2 separate regions of the Homo sapiens genome follow, and region 1 is linked to region 2. The links are chromatin loops, found by intact Hi-C in ENCODE. Cell type or tissue: mammary epithelial cell. All regions are shown on one strand. Links, peaks and the distances in the headings refer to the core of each region. The heading gives the core; the rest is flanking DNA.

Region 1 (16,808 bases), core at 2,918-10,917, 67 kb after region 2:
TAGTAGAGACGGGGTTTCGCCATGTTGGTCAGGCTGGTCTCGAACTCCTGACCTCAGGTGATCCTCCTACTTTGGCCTCCCAAGGTGCTGGGATTACAGGTGTGAGCCACCATGCCCGGTCAGCATTTTTTTATTGAGGTGACTTTTACAATTTTTTTTTTCTTTAAATGAGACACCTGTCACCCAGCCTGGAGTGCAGTGGTGTGATCATGGCTCCCTGAAACCTCAAGCTCCTGGGCTCAAGTGATCCTCCTGCCTCAGCCTCCCAAGTAGCTGGGACCACAAATGTGCACCACCATGCCTGGCAACTTTTCAAATTTGTTTTATTTTTTGTAGAGACAGGGTCTCCCTATGTTGTTCAGGCTGGTCTTGAACTTCTGGGCTCAGGGGACCCTCCTGTTTCGGCCTCCCAAAATGTAGTGTTGGCACAAACCTTTATTGAAGTATAATTTATATTACAGAAAGGGGTGCCTAAGTGGTTCACTAAATTTTTCACAAACTGAGTGTATCTATTTAAGCCTCACCAGACTGAGCAACCAACATTATCAGCACTGAGCAGCCCCCTCATGCCCGCTTCTGGTCCATGCCCATACCCACCCCCACCCCAGGCTGACAGCATACTGACATCTAACCATATGGACTGGAGTTTCTTGTTTCTGTGCTCTGTATAAAGAGAGGACACACGGGATGTGTACCTACGGTGTGTCATCTCTTGTCTCTGGCCTCACCGGCTTGATGTTACCTTGGGAGGTGTCACTGTTGCTGTGTCACTGTAGATCATTCCCATGGCTGTGTTGTATTGGCTGGGACTGTTTTTATCGAAGGGAGCTTGGACACTCTGCATGCCCCAGTGTGCTCAGGGAGAGCACACGTTGGATGGAAAGTTGGCCGGGTGAGGTGGCTCACGCCTGTAATCCCAGCACTTTGGGAGGCCAAGGTGGGCAGATCACTTGAGGTCAGGAATTCGAGACCAGCCTGGCCAACATAGTGAAACCTCATCTCTACTAAAAATACAAAAATTAGCCAGGTGCTGTGGTGCACCCCTGTAATCCCACCTACTCGGGAGGCTGAGGCAGGAGAATCGCTCGAATCTGGGAGGTGGAGGTTGCAGCAAGCCAAGATCGTGCCACTGCACTCCAGCCTGGGCAACAGAGCGAGACCCTATCTCAAAAAAGAAGAAAAAGGAGAAAGCTAATGTTAATTTTTTAGACAAGCAGTTGAGGACACTCATTTCCGGAAGGGTGAGTATCTGCTGAGTGTTGGGCACTCCCAGGCTTCTTTCTCCTCCCAGCCCCTGAAACAGGGGCCAGGGAGAGTTGGAAGGAAATCCCATGTGATTAAGCCGCAGCAACGTTGAGTGTCCTAAAGCAGGGACCCACAGGCCCCACGCTAGGAGCATGGCCCTGAGGTTAGCCTGCCTGGCAGCACTGTCCGCTCCCATGCCTCTTAGCTGTGTGAGCTGGGCTTTTCACTTGCTCTCTCTGAGTCCAGCTGCCCCTGCGGTAAGACATGAGGATGGCTCTGGTCTGATGGGTTGTGGTGAGGGTGACATGAGGTGAGCTGTGTGCATGCTGGGCACACTGGCGAGGGGCTCTCAGTAATGGGAGGCTGCTGTTGCAGGGCCCGGGCTGTGATGGGGAAAGGGTTGATTGTCCTGCGTTTCTCAGTTGACCAGCGGCATCCGAGGGCCTGAACAGCGAGTGACTCAGGGACTGCCCTTACGTGTCAGAGTTAGAAGTCATGGGAGAATGGAGGCTGCTCTCTCTGGGTTTCCCTGTCCTGTTAGGAGGGGTGAGGTTGCACAGGAAATCTATGGGGAAAAGGTGACAAGTGAACTGGAAGTAGCCGTTCCAAAGTTCCTAGGATTTGCACTGCCAAACAATGAGCTTTAAGGGACGCTTGGAAACATCTGGGGAGAAGGAAGGCCGGGACACTGCGCCCTGCCATCACCAACCCCTAACCTCAGTCCTCTGAGCGGCTCCACTGTCCCTGTGCCAGGTGACTTCATGTGCGTCCTCATTAAAGCAAAGTGCCTGACATTTCCATTGTCCAGTCAATGATGTCCTCGGTTGCTGACTATTGATGGCCTCTAACCCCTTGGTAAGGGTAACTGCAGCCTAGGAAAGGGTGATCTGATCTTTCTCTTTTTTAAACAGAGACGGGGTTTTGCTATGTTGTCCAGGCTAGTCTCAACCTCCTGGGCTCAAGCGATCCTCCTACCTTGGCCACCCAAAGTATTGGGATTACAGTCGTGAGCCACCGAGGCCTGCCAGTCTTTTTCTTTTGTGGCTGATGTTGGACAGGGACACCAGTAGAAAGGTCACTGCAGATTTCTTCCCAAGAGCAAGGCTCTTCGGTCAACCCCCTTTCCCACTTTCCCAGCGGATGTGAACTTCGTGCTCACCAAAGCAAGAGGTTTCAAGGTAGCAGCCCATGGGGTTGTATCTGATTGGCAGAAATGTGTGGTTTGCCCTGAATTGTTTTAAGATGTTTTCATGTTGTGACAATTGGGTAAACTTCTGGAAAAAATAGAGCTCCATACCTCACTCAGCACACCTGGATTGTAAATCGATTAGGAGCTTAATGTATAAAATGAATCTATTGGCCGGGTGCAGTGGCTCACACCTGAATCCTACCACTTTGGGAGGCCAAGGTGGGTGGATCGCTTGAGCTCAGGAGTTCAAGACCAGCATGGGCAACATAGCAAAACCCCTTCTCTGTAAAAAATAGAAAAATTAGCCAGGCATGGTGGTGCTTGCCTATAGACCCAGCTACTTGGTGGGAGGTGGGAAGATTGCTCGAGCCAGGGAACTTGAGGCTGCAGTGAGCTGAGATTGTGCCACTGCACTCCAGCCTGGGTGACAAAGTGTTACCCTGTCTTAGAAAGTAAAATAAAACGAATCTATTGAAGAAATAGGTTAAAAACATTGGCGAAGTGTACAAAATCGAGAAGCCATAAAAGAGGTCAATTTGATTATATAAAATTTTTAAACTTCTGCATGGCAAAACCAACGGAAAACTCAACCAAAAAATCCCAAAACAACAAAATCCTAAGCAAATTCAAAAGATAGATGACAAATTGGGAAAATATATTTGCATCTCATGCTACAAAGGGATAATCTCCCTAAAAAATGTCACCTACAAAAAAGGGAAACAGTAGCAAAACAGGCAAAGGCTATGAACAGGAGTTTCACAGAAAATGCAAAACATGAAAAGATACTCAACCTTAATGTATGCCAATAAGTATGGAAAAATACCCTGAGATTTTTCACATTTCAGGCTGGCAAGGATTAAAATTTTTGATGACACTATTGAATTTTTTTTTTTTTTTGAGACAGAGTCTGCTCTGTTGCCCAGGCTGGAGTGCAGTGGTGTGATCTCAGCTCACTGCAACCCCTGCCTCCTGGGCTCAAATGATCCTCCCACCTCAGGCACCCAAGTAGCTGGGATTACAGGTGCGCACCACCATGCCCAGCTAATTTTTGTGTTTTTAGTAAAGATGGGGTTTTGCCATGTTGGCCAGGCTGGTCTCAAACTCCTGGCCTCAAGTGATCCACCTGCCTCAGCCTCCTAAAGTGCTGGAATTACAGGCTTGAGCCACTGTGCCTGGTCTTGCTGGTGATATTTTGAAGAAACATATTCTTGTACATTGATGGTGGGACACCATTCTCATGGGGGGGCAATTGGCATACCTAACAAAATTAGAAATGGTCCTAGCTACTCAGTAGGCTGCGGCAGCAGGATCGCTTGAGTGAGCCCAGGAGGTTGAGGCTGCAGTAAGCCGTGATCATGCCACTGCACTCCAGCCTGGATGACAAAGCAAAACCCAATCTCTTAAAAAAAAAAGGGGGGGTTGCGGGGGGAAATGTCCTCAGACCCAGTAATTCCACCCCTAGGAATCCAGCTTACACACACAAGAAAGAAAAGATAAATGTACAAGGTTAGTCACTGCACAGTGAGACAGCAAAAGATTAGAAAGAACCCAAGTGATTATTGATCTGGGTTTTATTCCTTTATAGCCCAACCATATGATGGAATACTATAATGTTGTAAAAATGGGTTAAGAGTTCTTTATGAATTGGTGTGGAAACATCGCCAAGATATGAAAGCCAAATGCAGAAAAATATATGTGGTATGCTATTATCTATGTGAAAAAGACATTACTATTCTCTGGAAGGATAAACACAAATTTGAGAATGGTGGATATCTGGGGTGAGAGGTATCCTTTTCACTGTTCTTTAAAAGTTTTGATATTTTGGTGTTTGCCTATTCAAAAAAATGGTTAAAATCAGTTGCCACCAATTAAAAATTAGGAGAATGCATATAAAGAACTGAATTTCCTGTTTGTTTGCTTGTTGCCTTAAGAATGTGAGCCCACTGTTTTTAGTGCCAGATATTCTAATTTTAAACAATGAGCTACATAAAGTCAAGTTGCTTTGGAGGGGGGGGTCCTGGTCTCCAGGCTTTTCTTATACTCAAATTATTTCACTAATTTATTTCACTTGCCTAGCCCCTGTGGGCATTTGCATTTGAGATCCGTAGAACCAGAGACTCAGACAATGGGAAATTTATTCCAAGGATATGGAGTGTGTGAAGAAATGCATCTCGGTCTCAGCTTAATGTGGTGGAGGATGGCAGCTAGATGGTCACTGCAGTTCAAGCAATTGGCAGTCTAGCTAGCACCTCTGTACCCCAATTCCAAACTCCCTGAGGATGAGGCATGGGGTCCCACTAGAGAAGTGTGTGCTGTCCAGGGCTCTCCTTTGGGAGGTGACTGATACCAGGTCAGACATTGTAAGAAAGCTACACCAATATTCCACAAGAATACAAATGCAAAATCAAGAAAATATCAGGAAACAGAATCCAGCAACATATAAAAAAGGATTATACGCCATAACCAAGCAGGATTTCTTCCAGGAGTGCAAGGTTGGTTTAACATCTGAAGATCAGTGTACCACACCATATTAATAAAGGACAAAAACCACATGATCATCTCAATAGATGCAGAAAATAAGCATTTGACAAAATCCAACACCTACTTATGATAAAAACTCTCCTTCTTGGGGTAAAAAGGGGAGTTCTTGGGAAGGTTAGAAGCTAGACAGGTACCCCACAATGTCTGCTTACAGGGTTTACCAACTCCTTGGAGATGTTTAGTTGACTCAGGCAGCTACAGGTTTCCAGGAACCTTCCTCTCCATCTTAAAGCAAAATCCCACTAAATCCCACTTTGCATTATGGTGAAGAGTGCAAACATCTTTGGAAGGAGTTGCAAGTAGTTCTAATTTCAAGCAGCTGTCACAGAATCTCCTCTCTGAGTTCCCTGGGCTTGCTATGGGCTCAAAAGCCTGGAAATTCTTACAGGTGATAATCAGCTTGATGCATTTCAGGCTTGCAGCAGTAGGAGTGAGTGGAGGGCAGCAGGTCTGAGGCTGGCCTCTGCAGTCTTTGCTGGGCCTTCTGGCAGAGTGTGCTTTAAGGACTGCTCATGATGCTGGGTTTGGAGAAGCAGTTAAGGGGAGGACTGCAGGGGACACAAGCATTATATTTGGTCAGAATGAACATACGGTTCCCCTTAAAAACCAAACCAGTGAGGCATGAGCACCCGAGGCCAGCCTCTTCAACCAGGAGGGGTTTCTCACTGGGCCTTCCACGGAGATGCTCCGTTTTAGACGTAATGGGCGGAGTTTCATCTGGAGGAGCCAGGCCGAGGTGAATGAAAGGGAGGAGACCTGGAGGAGCGGGTCTTCTGTTGGCATCCCCAAGCCTGGTGCTGCTGCAGTGGGGACTCTACCCAGAAGGTAAGGATTCCAGCTTAGGCCACGGTCTCCTTGTTGCCGGGATGAACCGAGGAGATGTTGGGGCAAGTCTACACTCTTGAAATGGTTTTCTACATGCAGGTTGCATCTCTGAGTGTACAGGTTCTTCTTAGGCTGCTAGCAGGTGTTTGTTGAGTGGCGGGGAAAAAGAATAAGTGGTCTCAAAGGAAACTGCCTGGAGCAGACATACTATTCAAGGGAAGGCTGGAGCTTGTAGCCCACGTTCACTGCGCATCCCTTTAAACCAGTTCCGTCTGGGAATCAGCTGGGCCACACCTCAAACCAATTACATCAGAATCTCCAAGCAGGGGAGGGGGAAACTTAGATCACCTGTCTTTAAACCCCCCCAGGTGATTTCAGTATGTAGCCAGGGCTGGGAATCACTTGCTTCCAAAGAATACCAGTCAAGAGATTTTTCAGAACTTGCTTCGTCTTCTGAGTTGGAGCAATTGCACCTTTTATCTGGTTTTCATATGGCACAAGGCTTCCTTTGAAGTGCTGGGTCCTCAGCATCGCTCTGCACCTTCTGAGTGTAGCATGGAATTGGTTTTGAATTGGTTTCCGGTTTTGGGTTGAATTGCTTTCACCCGAGCTTCAGAGATGGGTCCTGACTAGTCTAAGCCAACCAGGGTAATGCTAGCTCAGTGACTGACCAGGTAGCTTTGGACTAAGCCCATCAGCTTAGTCGGATGTTCTGGAATGGTCCAGTTGGCTTAGAATTCAGGATTCTTTCTTAATACTGAATGAAGGGGAAACCTCTCAGGTTAGGTAAGTGGAAGGCACCCTATGAATACCGGGGTGCCTGCCTAGGATGAAGTGTCCCTGTGGGTGGCAGGATGGAGACAGAAAACCTGAATCCTTGGTGATGTCCCTGAGCAGCTTGCCCTCCCCAGACACAGCCAGTTGCCCCCTTGTCACCTTTATTAAGCACCGTCTGAGCTGGATTTCCCGTTACCTGCCAGTGAGAGTCCTAATTAATATAAAAGGGTCTGAGGTTGGGCAAAGCAAAGTGAGTAGTCACTGCTAAAGGAAGCAGAGTTCCCTGAGCAGCTCTTGGAGCCAGAGCCCAGGCTGGGCTTGAAGCCCATCTGTCAGCCCCTAGCTCAGCACTATCCGGCATGCTAGAGGTAGCAGAGTCATCCTGGGATAAGGCGGGTCTGGGCTGAGGCTCATTTTGGTGCTTATGGACCTGGGACCCTGCTCTGATTTTCCTTTTTTTTGAGACGGAATTTTGCTCTTGTTGCCCAGGCTAGAGTGCAATGACACGATCTTGGCTCACCACAACCTCTGCCTCCCCGGTTCAAGCGATTCTCCTGCCTCAGCCTCCTGAGTAGCTGGGATTACAGACATGTGTCACCATGCCCGGCTGAAGTTTTTTGTATTTTTAGTAGAGATGGGGGTTTCTCCATGTTGGTCAGGCTGGTCTCGAACTCTTGACCTCAGGTGAGCCACCTGCCTCAGCCTCCCAAAGTGCTGGCATTACAGGCATGAGCTACCACACCCGGCCGGATTTTCCTTTTTAATAGCGCAAGTCTCAGGCTTGCAGCCTCAGCATGCGATAACAGGTAGCAAAAATCTAATGTTTGTCTTGTATTTACTTTCATAGTCACTTTTATGGTCATCTGAATTTGTGGCAAATTATGGTGATTTTGCTTTTTGGTGACATCGTTTTCCTTTAAAAGGGGGAGTGAGGGTGAGGCATGGTGGCTCACACCTGTAATCCCAGTAGTCGGGAGGCTGAGGCAGGAGGATTGCCTGAGCCCAGCAGGTTGAGGCTGCAGAGCTGTAATCGTGCCACTGCACTCCAGCCTGTGTGACAAAGGAGACCCTGTCCCCCCAAAAAAGTGGTGGCGGGAGTTGAGACATACTAAGAACATAAAGCAGTTGTGAGGCAGATGTGGCACAACTGACAATGGTGGTGGAGTGTGAGTCAGTTTGGGGAACGCTGAGCCAGGGACTGAACACTGTGAGAATGGGGCTCACACATCTTTTCATTCATAGCAGCAGCCAACTTTCTTCCAAGGCCAGTCTCTATCCTAGGCCCAGGTGCATGGTGTGGCCGGAAATACCGGTGGCTGTGGACTCAGATATCCCATGTCCTAGTCAGCAGCTTCCCCTTTGCCAGCTGAGATGTCAGGACAAGTTAGCTTCTCTGCACCTCCATGTCAGCACCTGAAACCTGGAGTTCCTACTCCCAATACAAGGTTTGGGGGTTTTTGGAGGAGAGTGCGGAGGATTGGGGTTGGACGGTTTTGAGGACTCAAATACCTTGGATTCCAGTGCTTTACAATTAGTCCCAGAACTACACATCCGTTCTGAAAATACCCGTTGGTTAGCTGTGTATTCACGATGCCTAAGATTCAGGTGTTTTTAGGAACAATATTGTCCTTGTAGGGTGTAGCGGAGCCCCTTGTCCGGAGTCCTGTCCTTGGGGGAGAGGGTTCTAGTTGAGCTTCCCCAGGGGATGCTGATCCAGCTTTGCTGGCAGACGGAGTGGCAATGGCTAAGTCATGCCACTGTCTCTTCCTCCATCTCTCCAAGGCGGGATCTCTACTTTTGATTCCTAGACTGGCTACTTCATGTACACAGCTGTCACGTCCCACTGCAGTCTAGGATGGCAGCCAGTACAGCACTCACATCAAGTATATTGGAAAAGCCCTTTTACTTCTGCTTTATGGTTCCTAAAAGGTGCCTGCTCTGCTTATTAGAGTATCCATTTTGCTTCACTTATAGTAATAAGACATCATTAAAGGTACATAAATAAAATAAGGATTTTTTTTCTTTTTTTTTAAGACGGAGTTTCACTCGTCACCCAGGCTGGAGTGCAATGGCGTGATCTTGGCTCACTGCAACCTCCGCCTCCTGGGTTCAAGTGATTCTCCTGGCTTAGCCTCCTGAGTAGCTGGGATTACAGGCGCCCACCACCATGCCCGGCTAATTTTTGTATTTTTAGTAGAGACAGGGTTTCACCATGTAGGCCAGGCTGGTCTCCAACTCCTGACCTCAGGTGATCCACCTGCCTCAGCCTCCCAAAGTTCTGGGATTACAGGTGTCAGCCACCGCGCCCGGCCAAAATAAGGATTTTTAATTGCAAAAACCAGTTCAGGTTCGAATGGTCTTACACCTTAAGGTTAGGTGGTGTCCTGGATGGGGAAGGGGTTTGCATCACAGATCCATTAACGCTGTATGCTGAAAACACACACATGCAGCCAAACTCATTAAATAGCGTGGAAGATTTGTTCTGGAAATGACTAGGGACCTTCCTTCCCGCGTCCCCTCCTCTTGGTTGGACACTTTGAAATAATGACAAGAACTTTCGGGGGTGATTTTGACTATATGCAACTCTTATATGCTGACTTTAAAACACAACCCCCCCTATACTGTAGCTCCACTACATTCAAGTTACAGCGAGTAGTCCGTTACCGAAGTGGTACAAGTTGGTGGGAAGCAGGATGCAAAGAATTAGCAAATGGGGACCTTGCTTTGGTCAAGCTTTCAAGCCAACTTTGCAGCAGATGGGAGAAATGCCTTTTATTTTCAAACCTGTCAAGTTTGTATCAGCTAAGATGTTTTTCTTCTAGATTACCTCATGGTGACCCACTGATAATTGGTATGTTGGAATGCCATTTCCTAATGGTGGGAGCAGCCTCTTCATTTCTAGTCTTCTGGAAGCTTTTGAGATGTTCCTCCATGACATTTTGGTGAAACATGCCTCAACTGGCACCTAATTATTGCTCAGCAGGGGGGCTGGAAGGGTCACAACAGGCAGAAAAACAAAACAAAACGCTGCCTGATACTCTGCAAAATCCACGTGTTCAACATGTTCTACTTAATTTCATTAGGGAAAGAAAATTTCCATCAAGCTAAATGGTTCTCAAATGTTAGTGGCATAGAACCATGTAGAGATGGATGGGCGTGGTGGTTCACGCCTGTAATCCCGGCACTTTGAAAGGCTGAGGCGGGTCGATCACAAGGTCAGGAGATGGAGACCATTCCGGCTAACACGGTGAAACCCTGTCTCTACTAAAAATACAAAAAAAAAAAAAAAAAAAATTATCCAGGCATGGGGGCACGTGCCTGTAGTCCCGGCAGTACTTGGGAAGGTGAGGCAGGAGAATGGCTTGAACCCAGGAGGCGGAGGTTGCAGTGAGCTGAGATGGCGCCACTGCACTCCAGCCTGGGCAGCAGAGCAAGACTCCATCTCAAAAACAAACAAACAAAAAAACGAACCACCTAGTGATAATTCTTGAGTCTCATCTCGAGGACTCAGTACTAGTAGTCTGAGGTCTAAGTAGTAAAGGAACTACACTTCTGTATGGTAGTACTTATTTGGCAATAAGCAGGTTTGTTTCTAGCGTGAAGCATCTCAGATGGGAAACTCCCATCTTTAATACATCGCAGTTTTCAAATTTGGCACTCATTTTGTTCATGCCAGAAATGGATGTTACAAAGGAGTAGGCATTGGGATCAAACTGACATACAACTCTAGAGCGATATGAGGCATAGATACCCTTTCTGCTTGAATTGCAAGAGGGAATGAAGCTGTTTGATAAAGATTCTCCTCTCCCTATACAATGACAAGGAACCAAAGATAGGATGAGAAAATGCTCTATGTGATGAACAGGGAAAGAAGCCACAGTCCTAGCTTGTCTGAGTGAACTCATTCCCACGAGAAAACCTGCAGGGCCAAAAACACGCCTCCCCACCCCCTTCCCCCGACACCCACAAAAACAAAACACACCAAACCTCTGTAGGATACTTAGGTTTTCTCATGTTAGAAGTGTTCAGCCTACATTTACAGGCATTCTCTAATTAGGTGGCAGCACGTTGCCATAGCCAACGATCTCCAGATTATTTGAAAAGCAAACAGTAGCAACAATATTCTTTTAAAATGGCTTTTATTGAGACACTTGTAGGGATTCTGCAACATTTCCAGTTGGGAATCTTTATTTCCAACTCTTAGGGTGGCTAAACCCTTTTCTGAATGCCAAAAGGCACACTCTCACCACCTTAATGAGGAAACACACTTATCTGTGTCTGTTCCGATATCCAACTGGGACCTGGACCCCAAGCCCCGTGGTGTCTTGTACAAGTCTCATTAGTCCTCCACGTACAACTCAGAAGCCTGTTAATCAGGGAGGGTAATTTCCAAATAAATGTGAGCTGGCCTAAATCCAGCTGGTTATTTCTGATTTGGTAATCTGTAGTATCTTAATTTGGGGACATCCTGTCCTAAGTTTTGGCTGGTGCATGTAGAACTTATAATCTACCTGTATAACAACAGATGCAACATAGCTCCGTTCCAGCCCCAAATTCCTTAAAGGTTCTAGTCTACTCTTGCACTTCTTCCTGTACTGTTGTTGAGAAGCTTACATTTTAGGGAGAGGCTGGTCAAATCTCTACTCTCTGGTAACAGCATTAACAAGAGTCTTTCTTTTGGAAACAGACTCAGAAGTTATGGACATCAGCCACTTCAGACTTCTTTAGGCCACTATCCTTGAGGTGACTGACCAGCCTCCTCATGGATTGGAGTTTCCCATCATTGTTTTAATTGCTGGAAATGTTGGCCTAATTCTGCTTCCTTGTAACTTTCTGCTTTTTAGTACAAGTTCTCTTGGGAATCTACGCATGGTAAAAATACCAGCTCCTTCCATCTTTACAGCCCTGTCAGTGCTGTGCTCTTCAAAGCCTTTCCCTTAATAGCAAGAGGGCCAAGAGTGGCAAATAGAGGCAGAGCCGCCTGCACTACAGTTGTTCCCATCGTAAGGTGAAAACGAACGTTTAACTTCATCTAGAAGAAAAAACAAACAAAAAACCCATCAGGCTATTAAGATTCTGCTTGCAAATTAATGCCAATCCATGTTTACATTTTTTTTTTTATCATTGAGACATTTACATATATATGCAGGCTCTGCTCCTTAACAAAAGGTGAACTGAAAAACTCAAGGGTGTTTGTTTTTCAGTTAAAAAAAAAAAAAAAAAAAAAAAAAAAAAAGAAAAACAGATTTTGTACCAGGTGCCTCAAGAGAAAGCATTCTATTTGCAGATGACAGATCTTGGGTTTTCCACAAGTTTCCTCTGTGACTGTGGCTGCCATCTCTGATGAAAGAGTTATGGCATTAAATGGCAAAAGATATAATGGACACACAGGACTGTCATGTGTAATAAAGCAAATATTTACATTAAGCACAATACAGCAATTTATTTAGATGCTTAAAATGAATACAAAGGGAAAATAAAGATCACAAAATTATACATACTACAACAGTGTGTCATATATTAGATGGTATAAATGAATCCACCATGATGGTGTTGAACTAAAGATAAAACTAAATATCCAAAATGCAGCACTCATTGGTTTGCTGCTTCAACACAACACACTTTTATACAGATCTAAAAGGTGTCAAAATTAGTAGCTGCAAAGTCAATTCTTGCATGTGATTTTAGCTTAAAAGATTTCAGAAAACAGATCTGAAATACCAGTTTTTGTTTTTGACAGCTGTAATGTCAAGGATATTCAGAACAAGAAAAATCCTATAATACAAGAGAGTCCAGATATATATCTTACGTGGCTGGCCTCTGTTGCAAGATTGTACAAGGTTATGTGCAAAAACTAAGTCTGTCCAAAAAGTCCATACTAGCGCAGTTTTGAGCTTTTGCTAGGTAAACTAGATAGAGCGTTTATTACACAGCAAGGGCAACACTAAAAAAAGAAATCTATGATGGGCACACAGTAACAGGATCATGAGCATCACTTGAATAGGTCTAAAAGACTGTACAAATATACATTTCAACTATTCAGAATGAATACATGAAAAAAAATCGCTTTTCCCAAAGTCTACTATACACATTAGACTGGTAGCTTGTATGTTGGCCCTACACTACCATGTGAATTAGTTTAACACTTCTCAAAGACATCTGACCAATCATTTCACAGAGGGAAAGAAATGTTGAAAAGGCAGATAAAATAAACCTCTGCTTTTCCTCGTGTGTATTCATGAGTCACCAGCTTATTGGTTTTTCACATTTAGTTACCGTGTCTGTCAGAGAAGGTTCTGAAGCAAGAACAGCCTGTCCTGTCATAGACTTAGAAATAACCACTGGAACTGCAGCGGCCACATGCCCCACAGTCCAACCAGTACTCACAAGGCAGTACCAGTGAGAAGACAGCTTTGCAGTCACACTGGATATCAGAGTTCCAGGCTGCAGCATGTCACCAACGCCAGGGAACCTGGCACTTAGGCCTGTTGGCTGCTCAGTTTAACTCCGGCTAAGCTGCCATGCATGGGCTCAGCTACTCCATCAGTCATGTTGTCAAACTGTTCCCCATCCTCACTGTCAATTGTGCTATTCTGCCACTCAATCTGGGGGTTAGATAAGCGCTCATCATTCTCAGATGCATTCTTCCACTGTGACTGGTCCTTAGACCAAAACCCTTCAACTTTTCCATAGGAACTATTCTTCCATTTCAACTGCTCTCTGTCACCTTGCATGGTAGCCTTTTTTTTGGCAGCTGGCTTACTGCTCCTTGCATCTTCGCTTTGGGAAGACTCGTCAGACCAGGTTCCTGGTTTCATTTCGCAGGTATTGTCCTCAAAGTCTGACACTTGTTGGGATCCAGGCCCACTCTCAGATGGAGAAGCACCGTCTTTCCACTCAACAACATCGTCTTGGTCAACCTCACTATCAGATGCATTGTGCATTAGTTTGGTTGGTTCCTCAGTCAAATGAATAGTTTCGTATTTTGAACCATCCTCTTTTTGGTCTAGCTTCTCCTCAGATTCTGAAGCATCCTCAGGAATTACCTTCAGTACATGTTCCTCTGGGTTATCGTTAGAGATTTTAGGTTCAACTTCAAAAACAGGGTCAAAAGGGCTACCACTTTCATTGGATTCTTCTTCCAAATTTTCAAAACTGTCTGAGGAACTGTCATCTTCCTTCCCAAGGTTGAGCTTTTTGTCAGCAGTCTTACTAGCATTGACTCTGGAATCCTTCTCATCATGATTTTCAAATAGCCACTCAGCATCAAAATCCATCTCATGCTTGACTTTATTTAATTCTTTCATGTTAAACCCCAGCAACACGCCAGGCTTGTACTTTTCACAATCACGGACACACTTCTTCCTTTTGTTACTAAAATGGGAAGCGATGTCACTCTTCCATAACCATAAACTGGCTGCTAGCTTCTCAATTTCTCTCCTGGTGGGATAGGGCTGTTTGTTGAAATACTTTGTTAGAAAGCTTTTCCTGGCTTCATAGGAATCATCTTCATGACCCTTGGGGTCTAAAGCTAAAACAACAGGCTCTTCAGGCTTCTCTTCAAAGAAGCTGGGTGAATCACTATCATCATCTAACTTTCGTTTTTTCAGTAAGGGAAATTCCATTTGCTCGTAAGTGCGCTTCACAGGTGCCAGACTTGGAGACTGATTAAGCCGAGAGGGTGCATTTGTCTTATCCTGGCCATTTTGGGTCTTTCCAACGCCCCTGCAGTGAACTAGATGCAGAGTGATAGTTGAGGCGGTCATGTTGCTGGTATACACACCAAGGCAATGGATACATTTGTAGGTGAGCTTTTTCTCAACTGGATGAACCGTCTGAATAACTTGGTGCCTCTCTCGTAAGTGATGTGCAAGTGCATCAGATATGGGTCCTTTTAGGATTGAAAAGCAAAGAGGACAAAGGGTTTTCCCAACATCTTTTTTATAGGGCACTGCAGCTTGAGGTGAACTTTTTACAGGGATATCTGCCTTTTCCTGAACCTTTGGCTGTGGCTTTGGAGGAACTGGAGGATTATTTTGGGCATGGTAAGCAACAGATTCAGCTGGGGCATCCCTCAGATTGTATGTAGTTACCAGGAGATGGATGTTAGTGTGACTACCCTGCTGCAATGTCAAATCAAAACTCAAAGTAGAATCTGTTTTAGGTCCCATCTCTTCATCAATGTGAACCATCCGCATGTGTGCGGCCATCTTTTCCACATCATTGAAAGTTGAACGGCAATATGGACAAGACAGACCATGAATTAACATATGGTTGAGCAGAGTATCTGTGGGTAAATAGCGATTACAGTAGAGGCATTTGCTAGTAAAATTGTGTATTTTCATAATGTAGTTGGCTACTGCTGGGACTTTCTCAGCTTTATGTTCTTTTTCGAAGTGCACACTATAGACATTTTCAGGAAAAAGCTCATTACAGATTGTACATATTTTCCACTTTTGAGTTGAGGAAGTGTTACCTGGGGGAGGGCCTGTGGCAGCTGCAGCAGGTTTGGAACTGGACTGACCTAACACTCTGGATGCCTGTGACTGAGAGAGGGAAGGAGACTTTAACTGGCCCGATGAGAGAGAAGAGGCATTAGCAGACTGCAGGGAGTATCTTGCTGGTGCCTGGGACCTCTGCTCTGACCCAAGCCCATAAGACCTTCCGTTTCCACTTGGAAGTAACTGCTTTACAGACTGAGATTGTTGAGGAATGGAAACTGGTGCGTTGCCACCTAGACCCAGTCTCATTGACTGACCAACACTGTAACCCTGGCCTACAGATTTGACTCCATAGTTGTTCTGCTGCAGATGAACACTGGACATCATGTTGACTCCTGTAGAATTTAAGTTAGGCTTTGGTATTGAGAGTCGATTCACCATCTGCTGTGATGGTAAAGACCGGACATTTCCAGAAGCAAGGGAACCGATCCTTGGTGGGAGTCCCATGCTCTTCTTGTCTTGAGGTTTGGGAGCAATTAGCATCAAGGGTTTGGATCGGGGAACCACTACATTTGTGTGCCCAATCATGGCAGTGACCTGATAGCCTATACGTTCATGGTCTTCGATGACATGCTGTACCAAAGCTTCATAGGACTTTGGCATGAAAAGGCATCGCTTGCAGTGAATACTACTCTCTTCTCGGGCATTCGAGCCTAAGGGGACTGCCCCATTGAGTGATTTTTCTCCTGCCTTTGCTATGTAAGGTGCTGCCACATGCTGAAAATGTTCCCTGTAAATGTGCTTCCTAACTATTTCATAAAGAGGATCTCGGTAAGTGCACTTCTTACAGTAATAAACAGCTTGCTCTACACTGTCAGCCTGCTTAGGTTTAAGGCCATCATTTTTGTTTTTATCTTTGAAAGTGCTGAGGCTGCTACTTGGTGCGCTGGCGTTCGGAGCATGAAATATTTTAATGTGTGTTTCCAAAGTCTTTTTGTCTGCATTGAAGGTACAGTAGGGGCAATTAAGGAGAATCCTATTTTCAAAGTCTTCACTATGGACATTGCGGAAATGACTTTTGTAGGCAGAGAAGAATTTTGAGGAAAATGGACAAGCGCTGCAGCAGAAAGGTTTTGTCCGATAGTCCTAAAGTAAACACAAAAACTAGAATTAGAATGCCACTTCAGATAGGCAGTTAACAGATTCCAGATCCCCCCCGGATATTCTTAATAATGCATTGATTTTAGGCCGCGCGTGGTGGCTCACGCCTGTAATCCCAGCACTTTGGGAGGCTGAGGTGGGTGGATCACCCAAGGTCAGGAGTTCAAGAGCAGCCTGGCCAACATGGTGAAACCCCATCTCAACTAAAAATACAAAAAAATAAGCTGAGCGTGGTGGTGGGCGCCTGTAATCCCAGCTACTTCAGGAGGGTGAGGCAGGAGAATCGCCTGAAGCTGGGAGGTGGAGGTTGCAACGAGCCGAGATCGGCCATTGCACTCCAGCCTGGGCGACAAGAGCGAAACTGTCTCAAAAAAAAGCACTGATTTTAGTATGTTTTCCCCTTTTGTATAGTAACTTTATAAAATAGAAACTCAAAAAAAAAGCTATCTTAAACCAAATATTTTTGTCAGTGTAAATTAAAAAAATGCTAAGTTCTTTCTCAATGTTTAGGGAAAAAAAGTCACATTTTAGCTAAACCAAAGACAAATGACTTGAAGATAAACATTTTGCAGCTAGAAATAACAAGAATAACCTAAATGAAGGAAGTTACTAAAGACTTCAGGTTTACT
Region 2 (8,000 bases), core at 1-8,000:
AAACTGGAACTCCTGGGCTCAAGCGATCCTCTGGCCTCAGCCTCCCAGCGTTGGGATTACAGGCATGAGCCGCTCTACCCAGCCCCAAAGAACATCTTGTTACACATTCTAGCTCTGGAGTTAGAGTGCTCAGGGTCGAATTCTGGCTTCAATATTTATTAGCTGTGTGAGCTTGGGCAAGGGACTTAACCTCTCTGATCCTCTGTTTCTCAATCCGTAAAAAGAGGGAAATAGTAGCACCTACTGCATAGGGTTCTTGTGAGAAGTAAATGAGGTAATTCAAATACAGTGACTAGCCCTTGTTTTTATTCTATGGCGAAAGAGATTGGGTGGGTGCAGTGGCTCATGCCTATAATATCAGCACTTTGGGAGGCTGAGGCAGGAGGATTGCATGAGGCCAGGAGCTTGAGACCAGCCTGGGCAACATAGTGAGACCCCTGTCTCTGCAAAAATTAAAATACAAAAAAAGAGAGAAAGCGAGCTATGGAATGCAACCCCTTATCACGCACCTATTGTGTGTCAGCACTCTGTTAAATCAGTTAGCCACATCTATGATGTCAGGTTAACCTCCTGACCATTCTGCCAAACGGGCCTGATGGTTCCTGTCACAGGGGATCCAGTGGCAGTGAAATGCAGAGGTTAAGCCATTGGGTTCCAGCTGCATGGCTGGCAGAGGGTAAGGTGAACCCAGAAGTGCCGTGACCACGCCGTGCCCTTCCTGAGCAGGCCAGGATGGGTTGCAATGCACTTCCTACAAGCACAGTGCTGCAGAAACATCTTGGGAAGGAGGCATCCCACCCCGCTGGGGCATGGGCTTCCGTGGCCTCCCATGCAGGTTGTGTGTTCTTAAGCATGTCTGGACCCGTGTCTGCGTTGTGTGCACCTGCACTCCCAGGATCTCTCCATCACCCGCTGTGCCCCACTCCTCTCTTTCTCTTTCTCTTTCTTTCCCCTGGACCAGAAAGAACAACCAATCTTCTCCTCTAACCACAGTGACCTCTTGGCTCCATCCTTTCTCCCTTAGTGCGATAATGACATTTTCTCATTGTAATTTAATTTTGGGGTTGGGTGGGGGAATGATCTTTCTTTTTCCCCGTCTTCTCTCCCCTCTCCCCGACTGAGGCACAGAAATAGTCCCAGCTGTGAGATGAAGGTTGCAGAGTTTAAAATTGCAACTTGGTACTATTTATACTCCAGCCTGAAAGATGTTTTTTTGTGCAGTCGTTTATTTTGTTGTGGTGGAGATGGCTCATGCTGGAAGCAGCAGGAACTGGTGCTGTATAAACAGTTCTCTGGGGACAAGTGGGTGGTGAGGGAGCCTTCAGGTGCAGGGGGCAGGGACTAGGCCTGCCCAGAAACTCTGAGCACGCCTCCCTGGAGCAGGACGGTGTGGCCTGGTAGGGAAAGCAGATCATGTGCTTGGCGAACTTTCTTCCTGAATGCTGGCCATTACAAAAATAACAACAGAAACTGGTATTTTAGAAGTCATAAAAGTAGTAGATAACTTGAGGGGGAAAAAAAACCTAATTTTTCTTTTTTGTTTTTGAAGACAGATCTTGCTCTGTCTCCCAGGCTGGAGTACAGTGGCACAATCTTGGCTCACCGCAACCTCCTCCTTCTGGGTTCAAGCAGTCCTCCTGCCTCAGCCTCCTGAGTAGCTGGGACTACAGACGCGTGCCACCACGTCTGGTTAAATTTTGTATTTTTAGTAGAGACGGGGTTTCGCCATGTTGGTCAGGCTGGTCTCGAACTCCTGACCTCAGGTGATCTGCCCACCTTGGCCTCCCAAAGTGTTGGGATTACAGGCGTGAGCCACTACGCCTGGCCAAACCGCTAATTATTTCCCTAATTTTTACACAAGTGCATGAAGCAGTTGTACACTGGCAGGCCCTCTGCACGTTCGTTATTGGCTTAATTTGTGAAGCATTAAAGGGTTTTTTAAATGTGTTCCAATGTTTAAACATTGGGGCATTTCCTATCAAATTAGGATTTCTGGCTTCTCTTGGAAAATGGAAAGATCTGGCAGCTCCGGGCCTGCATTTCCTGATGGCAGCTAGTGGCCAGCAGCTGGAGGACTGGATGAGCACCTCTCAGATCACAAGCCTGATGGCCTGTTTCACTCATTTATGTTAATGTCCAGCCTGATGACTGGGTTTTATTTCTTCTTCTTTTTTTAAAGACAAGTTCTCACTCTGTCGCCCAGCCTGGAGTGCAGTGGTGCGATCACTGCTTACTGCAGCCTCAGCCTCCTGGGTAGCTGGGACTACAGACATGCACCACCATGCCTGGCTAATTTTTTTTTTTTTTTTTTTTTTTTTTTTTTTGAGACGGAATCTCGCTCTGTCGCCCAGGCTGGAGTGCAGTGGTGTGACCTTGGCTCACTGCAGCCTCCGCCTCCCGGGTTCAAGCGATTCTCTTGCCTCAGCCTACTGAGTAGCTGGGACTACAGGTGTGTGCCACCACACCCGGCTAATTTTTGTATTTTTAGTAGAGATGGGGTCACCACATTGTCCAGAATGGTGTCGATCTCCTGACCTCGTGATCTGCCCGCCTCAGCCTCCCAAAGTGCTGGGATTACAGGCGTGAGCCAGTGCACCTGGGCTAATTTTTTTTTTTTTTTAAAGGGATGGAGTCTCACCATGTTGCCCAGACTGGTCTCGAATTCCTGGACTTAAGTGATCTTCCTGCCTCGGCCTCCCAAAATGTTGGGATTACAGGCATAAGCCACTGCTCCCGGCCATGGACCCTTTACATAACATAAAAAATTCAAGTTTCCCTTGTCAGAGTCCCTTTCCCAACTCCTCCTGCCCAGGGCTAAGTAAGCCCTGTTAATAGGGTTTCCAAAGAAACTATGGGATGCCCGGTTGAATTTGAATTTCAGATAAACAACAAATTTTTTAAGTATAAGCACATCTCTTAACTATTAGCAGTCTGGCACATATCATTCCAGGCCTTTCTCTGTGAAGACATGTACTTTTTTTTGAGACGGAGTCTCGCTCTGTTGCCCAGGCTAGAGTGCAGTGGTGCAATCTTGGCTCACTGCAGCCTCCGCCTCCTAGGTTCAAGCGATTCTCCTGCCTCAGCCTCGGAGTAGCTGTGACTACAGGCACACGCCACCATGCCCGGCTAATTTTTGTATTTTGAGTAGAGACGGGGTTCTGCCATGTTGGTCAGGCTGGTCTCAAACTCCTGACCTCAGGTGATCCGCCCGCCTCACACATTTTTTTTGGTATGGTTTGTATCTGACACCGTCTGCAGCTTGCTTTTCCTCTCCGGGGTATCACCGGGGCCACTGTGTTTATTAGAGCAGGCTGTGAGGTTGTGGACTCCATCTGGATTAGGATCCTTGCCCCGCTGTTTGTTAACTGTGTGATCTTGAGCAGGTTACCCCACCTCTCTGAGCCTCCGTGTCCTCATCTGTACAACGTGGAGGATACGGGTAGCTTTGTTATTTCCTGTATTTGTTGATCTTGTCTCTTTTGAAAGCTGCATAGAATGGAGAGGCCGTGGTGGCTTTAACCAGTCCTCCGTGATGGGCGCCAGGACTGCTGCCTGTTTATTGCTCTTTCAAAGGAGGCAGTGGAAGGGGGTCGAGCAGGAACCGGGCACATAATCCTAAGACTTAGTTTGCTTTAAAAAAAAAAAAAAAATGAAGGGTGTTTGTCTCCCTGGAAACCACTTGCTAATCTCCAGGATATCGTCTCTTTTTCAGGCGAAGGAGGTGGAGGAGACCATCGAGGGCATGCTCCTCAGGCTGGAAGAGTTTTGCAGCCTGGCTGACCTGGTGAGTGGCTGCCTGGAAGGCGTGGGTTTAGGCCCAGGCCAGACTTCAGGCCCTTGCTGGAGTTTTCTGCGGAAGCCATTTTGGTGGTGAGTTAGCAACCAGGAGGAATGGGGCAGCGGCCAGCGCTGAGAGGAAAGCCACGTGCAAACACTCCCTCCTCTCTCTCTCTCTCGCTCTCTCTCTCTCACTCAACCCCAAGTGCTTCCTGAGGCGGCCATCTTGATCTCGTCCTTCCCTCGAGATGGTTTTTATTCCGCAGAGGAGCCAGGAGTGGACCACAAGGTGGCACTCTCGGGCACCGATGCAGGGAGCCGTTCAGCGGGGACGCTAGACTATATTTAACTTTCCTCAGCTCTGCACCGTCCCCTGTGCAAACATGGAGACAGCCAGGAAATGGCTTCAGGCCTGCGAGGCCTAGGAGGAGCCTCTTGCCCAGGCCACAGCCCGTGGTGGAGTTGGGCATCGAGTTCCTTCCTGAATCCTTCTGTTCTCTCTGCTTTTACCTCCTACTCTGTCTGGTTGGCCCAAATCTACTAGCCTGGCTGAGGAGGAAGATGGAAGACAATGGCCCAGAAGACAAAGCCTCCCACGCCAGAGTCTCTAGAAATCGCCTCTAGAGGCTGGGTGCAGTGGCTCACACCTGTAATCCCAGCACTTTGGGAGGCCAAAGCGGGCAGATCACTTGAGGTCAGGAGTTCAAGACCAGCCTGACCAACATGGTGAAACCCTGCCTCTACCAAAAATACAAAAATTAGCCGGGTGTGGTGGCAGGCGCCTGTAATCTTAGCTACTCAGGAGGCTGAGGCAGGAGAATTGCTTGAACCCGGAAGGTGGAGGTTGCAGTGAGCTGAGATTGCGCCACTGCACTCCAGCCTGGGTGATAGATCAAGATTGTGTCTCAAAAAAAAAAGAAAAGAAAAAGAAATTGCTTCTAGATCCCAGTGTTCCTAGGATTGCTGCCAGCCAGGTGTGGAGCCCCCAGGAGTGCTGATAGAATTTTCTAGAAGCTCCCAAGCTTATTAGAGGCAAACCAGTAACCTGGGCTTGAGGTGTCTGCCTGGAGGCCCAAAGGGTAGAGCTCCATATTGTGACCAGGCCCTGTGTCTCCCCAGAGTGGAGGAAGCCTGGCCACCTGGGCCCAGTGGTGTGCGTTTATGTCCCTGAGAAGCACCGTGTCCGGACCCTGAGAGTGTTTGTGAGAACCCAAGGGAGTAACAGTAACAGCAGCCCCAGATGTTCATTGAACGCCTTTCTTTGTGCCCGGCACAAAGCCACCCTAGACAGCAGGCACTGAGTCATCCCTACCTATTCAGCGGACCTCGGCCCAGCCTCTAGGGTCACAGCAGAAATCCCAAGAGGACCTATATGGTTTCTTCTCTTGAGTCAATTTTTACGTTCAGATGTGGGTCCAGGTGGGAGCTAGGTAACAAGACAGGCTTTTAACAGCCTGGATTGTCCTTTCTTTACCACCACGCATTGGACTCTTTCTTTCTCTTTCTGTCTTTGTCTTTCTGTCTTTCCGTCTTTCTGTCTTTCCGTCTTTCCCTCCGTCCCTCCCTTCCTTCCTTCCTTTCTTCCTTCCTTTCGAGATAGAGTCTCGCTCTGTCCCCCAGGCTGGAGTGCCGTGATGCAATCTCGGCTCACTGCAACCTCTGCCTCCCGGGTTCAAGTGATTCTCCTGCCTCAGCCTCCTGAGTAGCTGGGATTACAAGCATGCACCACCATGCCTGGCTAATTTTTGTATTTTTAGTAGAGACAGCATGTTGACCAGGCTGGTCTTGAACTGCTGGCCTTAAGTGATCCTCCCGCCTCGGCCTCCCAAAGTGCTGGGATTGATTATAGGCGTGAGCCACCATGCCCGGCTGCATTGGGCACTTTCTCATGAATGGGCCCCGTCATAAACTTGAGTATGCAAAGAGAGTTCAGTCCATCTCCATTCCCATCAAGCCCCAGTGTATGTGGGGAGACTGATTTGGGTATCAGTTGGTGCCGTCCCATGCTACAGTGCTGTTGTCAAGGTAAGGTCAAGGTGTGAAGGGATTCCAGAGCCAGGGGTGCTAAGTCCTGCCTAGGAAATTGGGAAGGCTTCGTATAACAGGTGGTGATGAATCTGGGGCTGTAAGGAGAAATAGAGAATTCAACAGATGGGGAAGGAGTGCATTCAGGCAGAGGGACCAGCCTGTGCAAAGGCGGGGAGGCCAGGGATGTGGTATGGCTGGGCACTGGGTGAAGGATCGTGGTTGCGGGCAGGGAAGGCAGGTCGGGAGGATGGTGTGGATGGATGCTCCAGGGACACCTTTGTTTTCAAATCCCATCCCGTCATCCACATGGGCATTCTGCGCAAGGAGACCCAGCATCAGCCTGAAGAGGGCTGGGGGCAGAAGTCCATGTGGACAGGCGGAGAGACCCATGTGGCCCAGCCCTGAAAAACCATCACAGCTTCCTGTGGTGGGAAGTGTGTGTGTCTGTGTTGCCAGGAGACTCAAGATTGCAGGCAGCATCAGGCAGGTCCTCCTAACTCGAAGCCTGGAGATGCTTCATGGAAAGATTTAATCCTGAGGCCACACACAGATGACCCACAGGTCCAATCCTGCCTGCAGATAATTTGATGTTTCTGGGGGGGAAAAAAGCAGGCATTAGCTTGTGACATTTTTAGAATTTCATGTGAAAAATCTAGAGTTCCGGCTTCTCTCAGAAAAGCAAAGATCTGGCCCTCCTGGGGTACTCATTCCTACCTTGCAAGCATCGGCCGCCATGTCACGTGGCAAGCAAGCGACCACCTGCTGTGGGCAGCAAGCGTGCTTTCCAGCTTGATACAGTGCTGGCTGCTCCCGGGGAGCCTTCCTGACTCCACAGCCGCCACGTGCTTGTGTATTTTTGATAGATGATGTTTCTCTGTTCTTTTGACCCTACTGAAAGTGGGAAAGTAAAGCCAGACCAAGAGGATCCCATGTTCCAAGAAATGGAAGAGAACATGCATCCTTTTGGAAGCAAAGACTCTTCCCATGTGTCTGTGTTGACAGAATGTGCCCAGCCAGTTCTGCAAATATGTGACGCTTGTGGGACCCCTGGGGGTGTTTGAGCTTACAGCCCCTGCATGGGCACGCTGTGCCAATGCCATTTATATTCTAGAAATCCTCTTGGCCCCTAGAGGTTCATGCTTGGCTTACCTGGTATGTCTGCTGTGTGCTGTGGGGCTACATGACTACAGAGAGAGGTGTCCGGTGATCAGCCCTAGCTTGGGGCCTCTTTTTTCTCTTTAAGAGCTGCTTTGAAATCCAAGTTAGGGATGAGTAGGGTCCTCTAGGAGCAGGTGATGTCACACCACGGACCACTGTCCCCCCAGGTCCCTGCCTCGGTCTTCAGAAACACTGTTTGATCAATTTACAGGTCCGAGAGAAGGCAGGCCCTGGGCTGCACGGTTTAGAGAGAAGCCACTTCCTTTCAGATAAAATTAGGCTGTTAGAAATCAAAGTCCAGCTTCCCGTCTGCTCTATTAGTTCTTCCATTAGCCTGTCTTGATCACTCTCTGTCACTGAAATTCACCCCTCTGTTCTGGGACCTCTTTTAACATTTGATATAATGCCAATTGTTGGCACTTCACTTTCTGATTCCTTCTACTGTGGGGCCATGGACATGTCACGTTACCTCTCAGAACATTTATTTTTTCCTCCGTAAAATGAAAATAATGGTTCTGATTATCTATTGCTGTGTCAAACTACCCGAAAATTTGGTGATGTAAAACAACCACCCATTTATTTTGTGGGCTAGAGCAGGGCACAGAGGACTCAGCTCATTTGAGTCGAAGCTGGCTCCTTCATCACTTGTCTGGTACCTGGGCTGGGCTGGTTGGGGCTGGTTGGGGCTGGTTGGTGTAACTTGCCCCGTGCACGCTCTCCACGTGGCTGGCGTGGGCTTCCTCGTAGCATGGCTGTTTGACCTCCCCAGAGCAAGCAGTCCAGTGGGCAGGAAGGAAGCTGCCACATGTCTTGAGGCCTAAGTATGGAAACTGACACAGTGTCACTTCTGTTGTAGTTTATTGGTCAAAGCAGTTACACAGCCCAGCCAGAATCAGGGGAGAGAAACTGTATTCTACCCCTTCATGGAAGGAATTAAGGAGTTTGTAGCTGTCCTTAATCCACTACAAATAGTTTCCATCTCCAAAGAGTTACTGTAAGGAATAGATGAGGCAGAGATGTGTGCTTTACACCCACTA

What was found. Peaks named below come from ENCODE experiments on the same cell type or tissue, not always from the same donor. Only the 100,000 strongest peaks of a DNase experiment are listed, where the experiment ranks them.
Region 1: it touches region 2 in a loop (4-fold over the local background); 5 of 110 quality-filtered maps call a loop at or near these places.

The regions. Positions count from the first base shown.
Region 1 is chr20:50,878,349-50,895,156 of GRCh38, forward strand. It overlaps ADNP (activity dependent neuroprotector homeobox), which reads right to left. Exons shown (of 6, transcript NM_001282531.3): 6 at 10,570-16,164. The coding sequence ends at 13,057. It also overlaps a transcript of BCAS4 not described here. Among named protein-coding and RNA genes, the nearest start is that of ADNP-AS1, 44 kb to the right of the region's middle. RefSeq lists enhancers at 1,032-1,533, 1,534-2,033. In mammary epithelial cell, for the core only: no CTCF peak of the experiment used is centred there; no DNase peak of the experiment used is centred there.
Region 2 is chr20:50,814,499-50,822,498 of GRCh38, forward strand. It overlaps BCAS4 (breast carcinoma amplified sequence 4), which reads left to right. Exons shown (of 5, transcript NM_198799.4): 2 at 3,713-3,784. Among named protein-coding and RNA genes, the nearest start is that of BCAS4, 23 kb to the left of the region's middle. RefSeq lists enhancers at 547-596, 657-826, 4,228-4,277, 4,288-4,337, 4,825-4,874 and 2 more. In mammary epithelial cell, for the core only: a CTCF peak has its summit at 4,066 (motif pointing right); DNase peaks (open chromatin) are centred at 1,313 and 4,063; H3K27ac peaks cover 871 bases.